2 separate regions of the Homo sapiens genome follow, and region 1 is linked to region 2. The links are chromatin contacts, found by Hi-C or POLR2A ChIA-PET in ENCODE. All regions are on one chromosome and are shown on one strand. Each heading gives the region's core, a stretch centred on a gene start or an enhancer-like site at or near the end of the contact. The rest is flanking DNA. Distances are from core to core; before and after follow the strand shown. Region 1 overlaps ERP44 (endoplasmic reticulum protein 44). Region 2 holds the start of TEX10 (testis expressed 10).

Region 1 (5,228 bases), core at 438-2,937, 290 kb after region 2:
CTTTAAACACTGATAATCTCACAAATTTTTTCTTGTGGTGCTATAAAGTTCTTGAAAGTGTTAATTTGAAAAGATATGTATATTCCCAGTTTTCCTAATTCCTTAGAAGCTATTTTGTATATTTGCAAGTATAGAAAGTTTTATTTGACCAATTTCTAGGTTTGAGAAGCTAATATTTCTCCTATTTCATTTATCTAGTAAAAGATTAGACTAGATAATAAAGATTCAATTCAATTGATGTATAATTTTCTAAGGAACAAGTGGAATCACACATTTATTTTTAGACTTCGCTTTTACGTATTTGTCTTTTGTGGACACATTTATTAATTTCTCATTTTTTAAATTTTCAGGTAACTTGGGTTTTTACTCCTGTAACAACTGAAATAACAAGTCTTGATACAGAGAATATAGATGAAATTTTAAGTAAGTACCTCAATATTTTTAAAGTGTACTCTTTCTTCTCTATAGAGAGTTAGTTTATATATACAAAAAAAAAACCCAATAAAATCTCAGTTAGCTAGCACAGATGAAGAGCTGGCATTCTGATTAATTCCATGACTTTCTGAATTATCAAAGCACTTTTGGTTACTTTTAGTGTTTTTTATTTATTTAACTTGATATAGATACCATTCTTAACAATTCACGAAATGTTTTGATAAGCCTACTTAGAGACCAATAGTTCTCACTGTGCAGAACTAAATGTTAATGACCTTAGGACACAGCCTAGACTTTTTTTTCTTTTTTCCCTTTAATTAGATCACCTATTCTGATCTCTTTTATTGTTATTGGTCCAGTTAAGCTCAGTACTTTTTTTATTTTTTATTTTAGAGAAAGGGTCTTGCTTTGTCACCCAGACTGGAGTGCAGTGGCATGATAATATTATAGCTCACTTCAGCCTTGACCACCTCCTGGGCTCAAGCAATCCTCTTTCCTCAACCTTCCAAGTTAGCTAGGACTACAGGTGGGCTCCACTGCACGTAGCTAATTTTAAATTTTTCTTGTAGAGACATGGTCTTGCTATGTTGCCCAGGCTGGTCTTGAATTCCTGACCTCAAGCAGTCCTCTCATCTTGGCCTCCCAAAGTGCTGGGTTTACAGGCATGAACCACCACACTTGGCCTAATAAGTTTTTTACTGAATGGTTTGTTTGCTGACAATGTGGTTGTGGATATAATTAACTTGAGAGAAACCATTTCTTGTTTTTTAAAAATAGTAAAGGAAAGGTGAAGATGTGGTTGATAGAAAATCGTAACTTAGGAGCTTTAAGAAAATGTACAGTGTGCATAAATGATTTCTTTTTTTAATCCTCCATCTGACACATATAATAGAGGCAAAAGGAGTTACAACATTCATTGAGTGTAATATATTATGTTCCTGGACCTTTAAATGCTAAAAGTCTATTCCTGTCTTATGGAGTCTCTTTAGAGGAGTGGTTCCATGAACTTTAGCATGTATCAGAACCACCTGGAACACTTATTAATATCTATACTGCTAGGAAACTGCTAGACCCCTACCTAAAGATTTGCATTTCTTAAGGATTTACATTTCTGTGAGTTCCCAGGTGATGTTGGTGTTTCTGGTCCAGGAACCACAGTTTGTGAACCACTGCTTTAGAGCGAATAAGCAAGTATATAAAAAGTAACTTGAAGGTAAAAAGGGAAGAAAGGAATTGAAACTCACATGTCATTCTCACTTCTGTCATCTTTCCAATTCTAGAATATCTTTGTGTTTTATTTTCATGAGTGCTTGAGGACTTTACGTTTCTCTGAATTAGGGATAGGCAAAAAGCACTACATCTTTCTCATGTCTTTACATCTTGATGTGCAAATGATGCTGTTATTTTTGTAGGGGGGAATAACTTAAATGGATAGGAATTAAAAAACTGGCGTCTTGTGCAACACTATTAGTTGTAGATTACTTGTTGCAACTAGGTGGTATATGTGAGGTTTAAAAATAACTTAGTTATACAGGTCTTTTCTGTGATGTGGGATTTTATTTGCAGAACTAATTCTCAGTTATTCATGAATATGGAAGATCAAAAAATAAAATACAGATCATTCCACTTTACTTTTTATGATCGTAGCTTACTTGCCTTATCTGGACTTTATTTCACATTTGCTTTAAATTCATTTAAGATGCAACGAAGGAAGCCCGGTGTGATGGCTCATGCCTGTAATCCCAGCACTTTGGAAGGTTAAGGTGGGAGGTTGCTTGAGGCCAGGAGTTCGAGACCAGCCTGGGCAATATAACCAGATCCTGTCTCTACAAAAAAATACAAAAATTAGCCAGGTGTGGTGGTGTTTGCCTGTAGTCCTAGCTACTTGGGAGGGTGAAGTGGGAGGATCACGTCAACCCAGGAGTTTGAGGCTGCACTGGGTTTTGATCATGCCACTGCACTCTAGCCTGGGCAATAGAGTGAGACCCAGTCTCCATAAAATAAAAGATACAGTGAACTTATAAAGATAAAGCATACAGAGAAAAGAGACAAAGTTTCCCATAAATTATATAAGCTGTCCATGACTCTAGGTTTCTGAGTGAGAGATAATAGTTACTGTGTTTTTTTAAGTGGACCCTTATATTGGACAAAGATCATAATGAAACTGTATGTTTAATTATGTCAAAATTATTACAAATATCTTATTTGGTTTTGTCTTTCAATTTCAGACAATGCTGATGTTGCTTTAGTAAATTTTTATGCTGACTGGTAAGTAATCTTATTGTTTGGGTTTGGTTTTGTTTTTACTTGCTAAAGGTTAATTTTTCTTTGCTAGAAAGGGGAAGGGAAGGCTTTTTCTATTTCAAGACAGTATTCCATACATAAAGTCAATTAAGTTTCATCCACAAGGGAAGTAGTTTAATTTGGTAAGGATTTCTGTTTTAAGAAAGAAATAGAGCTGATTCTGTTATCTTATATCTTAAAACAAGTAACATATAACTCAAATATGACTCTCTCCACCCCCGACTCAAAGGGAACACATATTGCAATTCCGTATTTGTCCTGACTGTGGAAGAAGGGTAGTGTTTATAAGTCATGATTTGGGTATGTCAAGTTTAGAAGGAAAAATAATGTTGACATTTTTAAATTTATAGAATCTGCTGCCTCTGTCTTTTGTGTTTATACAGTACCCTATGTACCACTTTCTTTTTCTTACTAAATGTTTTGTCTTTTCTTGTTTGTGCCCTAGCAAACAAACTTTGAGGGCAGAGATAATGGCATACTCAGTATTCCCAGCATCTAGAACAACATGGTATATAGTAGATGTTACAGAATATGGCATGGAGATAGGAAGAAGGGAGATTCAGCTGGAAAGATTCTGAAACACAAGGGAGATTTAGCTGGAAAGATTCAGCATAGTCTTTATCCCTAGACACTCTGTATCTTATCTGACCCTTTAAGGCTTACTACCTACTGGCTGTCACTACCATACTCCAGGCCACAGTCCTGTCATTTACTTAAAATTCATGCTACAGTCTCCTCATTTCTTTTCTGTGCCTCTAGTCTTACGTATCTCCATTCTGTTCTCTACAATGTAAGCCAGAGTTATCTTTCTTACAGTGTAAATAAGATTAGTTTATACCCCTTCTTAAAGCCCTTAAAATGTTTCCATTACCTTTGGGTTAAAGTTTAAATCCTTTACTTTGACCCAGAAGGCCCCTTATGAACTGGTCTCTTATTCCCTCTGTAGCTGTTATGTCTGGCCTCTCTCCACTTCCACATTCTGCTCCAGTTATACTAAACTTCTTTCAATTCCTATAAAATTCTGTATTTCATCACTGGACTGTGAGGCATGATATTTCCCCTGCCTGGATGGATCATTCTTCTGTCGCCCACTTCTTTACTTAGTTAAGTTCTAATCTTTCAAGTCTTAGATTAGATGCCATTTTCTTCAGGTTATCTTCCTGGATCAATACACCTACCCCTACTCTTGACTCTGATTAGGAGCCCTTCTGTTATTTCCGGTAACACCCATACTTACCCAATCATAACACTTGTAGGCTATAATCCTAGTTGGTGACTCTCTACTACATTGTTTGCTCTGTGAGAATACATACCATAGTTTTATTTTCAACTTTAATCCCCAAGCACTTTGCTTAAAATGTGGCTGATAAGTACATAATGTCTACTGAATGAATGTATATATGGTATGATTATTTAAAGAACTTTAGTAAAAAGTTGAAGATACACAGAGAAAATGCTGTTTATAAAATATGTCTCAAAGGTAGCATTTTTCAAAGTAAATTAGGGTTGTCAAGATGTATTAATAGCCAAAAAATTTGGTAGAAGATTATGTAGTCCAATCCATTTTAAAATAAGAAAACTGAGATCCAGGGGATTGAAGTACTTTCCCAAGGTTACCCAACTAGATGATGTCTGAAGAAAAACTAGAACGACTTTCTCCTGACTGAGAGATTTTGTGTGTTGCAAGAAAGGGTAATAGAATGTGCTGCTGATCTTTTGAAAAAACTGAATTGGAAACATGGACTGAGTTATTTGGGAAAACATTACCTAAAGAATACCTTAAGTTGTTGATGAATTAATACTCTTTTATATGGCTGAAAAAGCTTGGGTAATTGGCTGTAAGACATAGACTTAATACTATGTGGCCTCAAAGTCTAGACTCTGAGTTCATTCTGGAAGTTATGGATGTGGCACAGTTTAATAATTCTGTAATAGAGGTGCTTAAAAATACTGCAGCTCCTTGAGTAATACTGTAGTAGGTGGTTAATAATGCTGTTTTGTGCCAGACTATTTTTTAAAAATTACCTAATATTTATGGGAACATAGTAGGTATATATATTTATGGGGCACATGAGATATTTTGATAGAGGTGTACAAAGTAGGATAATCACATGGCTGGGCACAGTGGCTCACGCCTGTAATCCCAGCACTTTGGAAGGCCGAGGCGGGCAGGTCACCTGAGGTCAGGAGTTCCAGACTAGCCTGACGAACATGGTGAAACCCCGTCTTTACTAAAAATACAAAAAATTAGCCGGACGTGGCAGGCACCTGTAATCCCAGCTACTTGGGAGGCTGAGGCAGGAGAATTGCTTGAAGCCAGCAGGCGGAGGTTGCGGTGAGCTGAGATCACACGGTTGCACTCCAGCCTGAGTGACAGAGCGAGACTCCGTCTCAAACAAAAACAAAAACAAACAAAAAAAACACACATCAGGGTAAATGGAGTATTCATTAATTCAAGGATTCATCATTTTTGTTACAAACATTCCAGT
Region 2 (5,473 bases), core at 2,786-5,285:
CTCCAAAAAGATATATTGAAGTTCTACCCCCTAGTACCTCAGGTGACTTTATTTGGAAATAAGGTCTTTAGAGAAGTGATCAAGTTAAAATGAGGTAATTAGGGCAGCCCCTATGACTGGGGTTCTTATAAAAGGAGTAAATTTGAACACAGACAGATATACACAAGGGAAGACAATGTGAAGACACAGAAGGAATGTCTACAAGGAATGTCTAAAGCTACCAGAAGCTAGGAGAGACGTGTGGAACAGAATCTTCCTCAGAATCCTCAGAAGGAACCAATCCTGCTGATACCTTGATTTCAGATTCCATGGTCTCCAGAACTGAGATCCAGAAATTTCTGTTATTTAAGCTACCCAGTTTGTGGTACTTTGTTATGGCTGCGGAAACTAAACACAGCACCTATGTGGCCAACTGGACAGAGTTTTGGAATTGGAGTGTCCTACACATTCCAGAATGTATGTTCGTTGTAAATAATGTTTTTCTGGCATGGGTGAAGGACCTTGATTAATTACATGCTTGTTATTTATCAAAGATCTCTTCAAGCTCGGGAAGTGATCAATCCTTACAATTGTTGCGTTCATCACTTAAGAGTTGGAAAAAGCCTGTCTTCAAGTACAAACTTTTTATGTCCTAAACCAGAGACAGTAAACTGGCAACTGGCAATAAGTATTTTGTTTGGCCTACACAGTGTTTCGAAAATAGGGGGAAAAATGTACTTGCCAATATTTAAAGAGCAGATTTCTTATAAACATTTCTGGATGTTATGGTTTGAATGTCCCCTCCAAAACTCATTTTGAAATTTAATTGCCACTCTAACAGTATTGAGAAGCCGGACCTTTAAGAGGTGATTAGGTTATGAGGGCTCTGCCCTCATGAATAGATAATTGTTATTGTGGGAGTGGGTTAGTTATCCTGGGTGTGAGCTCTTGACAAATAGGATGAATTCAACCTGATTTGTTCTCTCTGTCTCTAGAGCTCACTTCTGCCTTCTACCCTTCTGTCATGGTATGGATGACCCTCACCAGATGCTGATGCCACACTCTTGGACTTCTCAGCTGCAGAAGCATTAGCCAAATAGTCTTCTGTTCATTGTAAACTACCCAGTCTGTGGTATTCTGTTATAGCAGCAGAGAATGGACTTAAACACTGGATTTCCGGTTTGCTTGAAAAATGAGAAGATTTGCATTTCCTCATGACAACAGTTGACTGTTGCTGAAGATCTGCTGCTTCCTTTAGTCAGGCCAGGAGTACTTCTGTCAGCTACATAGCCACCAGACCCACTTAATGGGCTGAGTCTATAAACCCTGTGCTGCAGTGAAGTAGGGAAACAATAAGAGCTAGTGTTTGCTCAGCACCGCTATGTAGCAGGTGCTTCCTAGACATTTATTCAACAAATATTTATTGAGGGCCTACTAGGTGCCAGACACTGCTCTAGCTACTTGGAATATACCAGGGAATAAAACAAACGACCCATGTAAAACTTACATATTAGTGGTGGATGAAGGACAGAATCAAATAATCATTATGATAAATAAGTAAATTACATGGTATATTAGAAGGCGATATGTTCTTTTTTATTTTATTATTATTATACTTTAAGTTTTAGGGTACATGTGCACAATGTGCAGGTTAGTTACATATGTATACATGTGCCATGCTGGTGTGCTGCACCCATTAACTCGTCATTTAGCATTAGGTATATCTCCTAAAGCTATCCCTCCCCCCTCCCCCCACCCCACAACAGTCCCCAGAGTGTGATGTTCCCAGAAGGTGATATGTTCTAAAGGGAAATTGCAAGTCCTGGGAGAAGGTAATTTGTTATTTTAAATGAGGTGGTCAGGGTAGGGCTCCCTGAGAAGATATTTGAGTGGACTCGGGAGGAGAGGGAGTTAGCCACATGGACTTATTGGGGAAGAGTGTTTCAGGCAGACAGAAAAGCTAAAGAAAAGGTCCAAAAGCAGGAGTGTGTCACTGGTGTTTGAGGAAGGCAAAGAAGCAAGTGTGACTGGAGCAGAGTAAAAAAGGGGAGAGTGGAAGGAGGAGTGCTCAGATGGTAAGAGACTGTGTCAGAATATGGAAGAGCTTGAGAACTGATATGGTTTGGATATTTGTCCCTGCTCAAATCTCATGTTGTGTTGTAATCCTCAATGCTGGAGGTGGGGCCTGGTGGGACATGCTTGGGTCATGGGGGTGGATCCCTCATGGCTTGGTGCTTGTTTAGTGATAGTGAGTTCTCATCAGATTTGGCTGTTTAAAAATGTGTGGCACCTCTCTCTCTCTCTGTCTCTTTTCTTTTGCTCTCTCTCTTGCTCCTGCTTTCAACATGTGACATGCCTGTTCCCCCTTCACCTTCTATGATTGAAAGCTCCCTGAGACTTCACCAAAAGCAAGCAGATGCCAACATAATGCTTCCTGTAAAGCCAGCAGAATCATGAGCCAATTAAACCTCTTTTCTTTGTAAATTACCCAGTCTCAGGTATTTCTTTATAGCCATGCAAGAACAGCCTAAGGGAAGGCCCTAGAAAGGACTCTGGGTTTTACTCGAAGTGAAATAGGGAGCCATTAAAGGGTTTTGAGCCAAAGAGTGATCTGATCTAACCTAGATCTTAAAATAATCACACAGCTGCTCTGCTGATACCAGACTGTAGGGGGAAGAAGGACAATAAGGGAAGCAGGAAGATGTGTTTGCAGGCTTTTTGCAGTGATCAAGAAGCGGCTTGGACCAGAATGGTAGCAGGGGAGGTGTGTTAACTGGTGAAAGTTAGGATGTCTTTAAAGGTAGAGTCAATCTCCAGATGGATTAGATGTGAGGTGTGGAACAAAGAGGCCAAACCAAAAACCCAAAGGTTTCTGCTTGAGTAACTGCAAGGACAGACTTACTATTTGAGATGAATAAGCTGTAGGAAGAGTAGATTTCAAGGGGAAAATCATCAGTAGCTCTGTTTTGGACAAGTTGACCTTGAGATGTATACTGGATATCTGAAGGAAACATTGAAAAAACTGTTGGATACAAGTTTGGAGTTCCAGGGACTTGTCTGGTTGGCAATAAATCTTTCCTCTTCTGATCTAGTCTCATAGCTTTAAACAGAATATAATGCCACATAATGCCAATGACTCCCAAATATTTATGGTTATGGTCGATTCCAGGCAGATTGTGGTGATGTGGCCATATTGCCAGCAAAGGGAGGTCAGGGTTTCTAGCGCTGCCTCTTTATCTCCGATTATGGAACAGGCATGGTTTTAGTTCCAGTGCTTGGGTCTCCCTGGATTTAGACATCATTCCTTTGAATTCCCACCCAATATAATGAGGGTCAATATCTTCGCTAGCTTTACTAAGTCTTAATTATCTGGTGAGGTGTAGACACAAATTTGAATCAAGGTCTGAAGTCCTTACCTGGGGCTCTTTCTTCCATGCCATCATGCCAGTCTTTGTGAAGACATTTTTCAAAGGCTCATTCTTCTTACCTCTTTTCTAGGAATTTTAGTTTATTTCTTTACTTAACTTCAGAAATTAATTTCTCACTTCATTTTAGTAGCAGGAATGTTAGTGCTGAGAAACTGAGATGTTAGGGAGAATCCTTGACCAAGACTTCCAGGCTCTAGATACTAGGTGTGTCTTGCTCTAATTAAGGAAATCTTATCTGCTCCATCTTAGCCCAGTTTAACGTCCCCAGGAATTCCATCTTCTGCAGTCCTAAACTTTTCCCTTTTTCAATTCAGTGCAACTTATACTCTTCTCTGAAAGTGGCTCCAGGTCTGAAGAACTGTGGTCTGGGAGGAATAGAAAAGCATGCTCAGCTATAACCAGGCCCACATCCCCTAAGTTGCCTGCCCACCAAGTTACGGGCCGGACTTATGCGCCACGCTTTGTCCGGGGACCTCGCGCTGTCCTCCCTCCGGTTCCCACAGAGCAGGGGGCTTCCGGCGGGGTACCCTCCTCTGTGGGCGGGGCCTACCGCTCCCGCTCCCGCCTCCCCGGTTGCGCGCGGCTGCGGGCTGCGATCACGTGAGCACAGCAGGGAGGGGGAGGGGCCCTGATTTCCGGGCGGCGGAAGGAGACGCGGCCGCGTGAGGACGAGGCTATTTGAAAACACGCTCCGGGAGCTAGAGCCTGAGGTCGGCGGCGCACGCTGTTGCCCCGTGGGCTTCTGCTCCCTCGCTTGTCTTCTCGGGCTTCTCGCCCCGGCCGCGGCCGGGTCCTCAGGTAAGCGGCCGTCGCCCGTCGGGCCGGGTCCTCCCGGGGCGCGGGACTGAGCGTGGTGGGGCCGTCGCCCCCCGATCCGCGGCCCAAGCGGGCAGGGTCGGCCGTGCACGATTTGCGTCCCCCGGGTCTGGGCCGCGGCGTCCCTCCGAGCTGGGCCTGGGTGTGCGGCCGGCACTGCGGGGGCGGGACCCCCTAGGGCGTTTGCGGAGCTTCAGGTGACTGGGCGGGTTCGCCTGGTTTCGGGTCCGAGAGAGTTTTAGCCCGGAGTGTGTGAATCGGGCCCCACTTCCCCGACTCTGGTCCTGGCCGGCGTCCCTTGGAGTAGGAGGAACGATGGTTTCCTAAAACCCATGGTGTGTTCGCCTCTGGGATGGATGCAGGACCGAATACGGAGTGGGGATGAGCTGGCGTCCCCTGTTCCGTCCTCTGGTCGCCCAGGCGGGAGAGTTAAGCGAGCGGAAGGGGACTACCAGTTTTCTGGGGTCGCCCCTGCCTGGGCCATTTGCTTTTTGGGAAGTCTGTCGCCTCTGGTTGGCCCCTCAGTGGAGTTTGGAGGAACTCATGAGTTTAAGGGTTTGGGGAGGAAATTATCAAAGGCCGAGTGCAGTACGATCGTTCTCTCTGATTTTTTTTGGAAAAGAAGGTGGAAATGAGGAAGGGTAAGAAGGTGGCAGGCAAACTATTTATAGTTGGAATTTAGTTCGATTGAAATCCTAAAAACGCTAGGATCTGCCTTTTGTTGGAATTAGAAAAGACCTACAGTAGGAATGTGTGACATTCAGCTTTGAAACTATTGGGGATCGCAAACCTAAGGACTAGTGATGTGAGCTCCTCCTCTGAGACTGGCGTTCCTACCTTTTGCTAAAAACCGGCTACTGTAAAAGTGGCTTAGTGGGACTTTTTGATTTGCTGTGTTATGAAAATCTTTGTTATAAGTTAAAGTCAATTACTAGTAGAACTTTGAGAGTTCTTCGCATGAAAATGCTTTGTATCCCGTAATAATATTACTAGGTTTGAAAAGTCAAGGAAGGTCAATCAGCCTTCTTAATTTTCCTAACAGAGAAAGCATTAATGTGACTAATACAAAGCGATAGATAATATGGCATGAAGTTGACAGTAGACTGTTGAAGATCTATCAGGTGGTTAATGGCTAAATAGAACCCACAGGAGTGGAGGAGGAAGGGAGTTAATTTTTCTGAATGTCCTGTACCATTTACTTTCGTGTCTAGTACCAGCTAGTAATAAAATTGTAGGAAAAGCTCACAAAG

What was found. A loop is a pair of places that touch in the nucleus more often than their neighbours do. ChIA-PET counts read pairs that join two places held with the same protein, here RNA polymerase II (POLR2A). Pooled maps may share reads with other maps.
Region 1: a pooled map shows a loop between it and region 2 (3-fold over the local background). The contact joins the enhancer-like site here to the promoter of TEX10 in region 2. A Hi-C loop is called at or near these places in 2 of 50 pooled maps. POLR2A ChIA-PET finds 5 or more read pairs at or near these places in 3 of 52 experiments (GM12878, OCI-LY7 and common myeloid progenitor, CD34-positive).

The regions. Positions count from the first base shown.
Region 1 is chr9:100,055,295-100,060,522 of GRCh38, reverse strand. It overlaps ERP44 (endoplasmic reticulum protein 44), which reads left to right. Exons shown (of 12, transcript NM_015051.3): 2 at 351-423; 3 at 2,664-2,703. Among named protein-coding and RNA genes, the nearest start is that of ERP44, 41 kb to the left of the region's middle. RefSeq lists enhancers at 1,359-1,458, 1,619-1,678. Within about 2 kb of position 1,687, at least 3 of the 41 ENCODE cell types and tissues checked have a DNase peak (open chromatin) inside an H3K27ac peak, as active enhancers do; they include GM12878 and OCI-LY7, where a contact is called at or near this core.
Region 2 is chr9:100,351,504-100,356,976 of GRCh38, reverse strand. It overlaps TEX10 (testis expressed 10), which reads left to right and starts at 4,035. Exons shown (of 15, transcript NM_017746.4): 1 at 4,035-4,205. LOC105376177 (a long non-coding RNA gene) reads right to left here and starts at 3,927. Exons shown (of 4, transcript NR_188642.1): 1 at 3,396-3,927; 2 at 2,882-2,980. RefSeq lists enhancers at 3,708-4,342, 4,747-4,796 and a silencer at 3,857-4,406.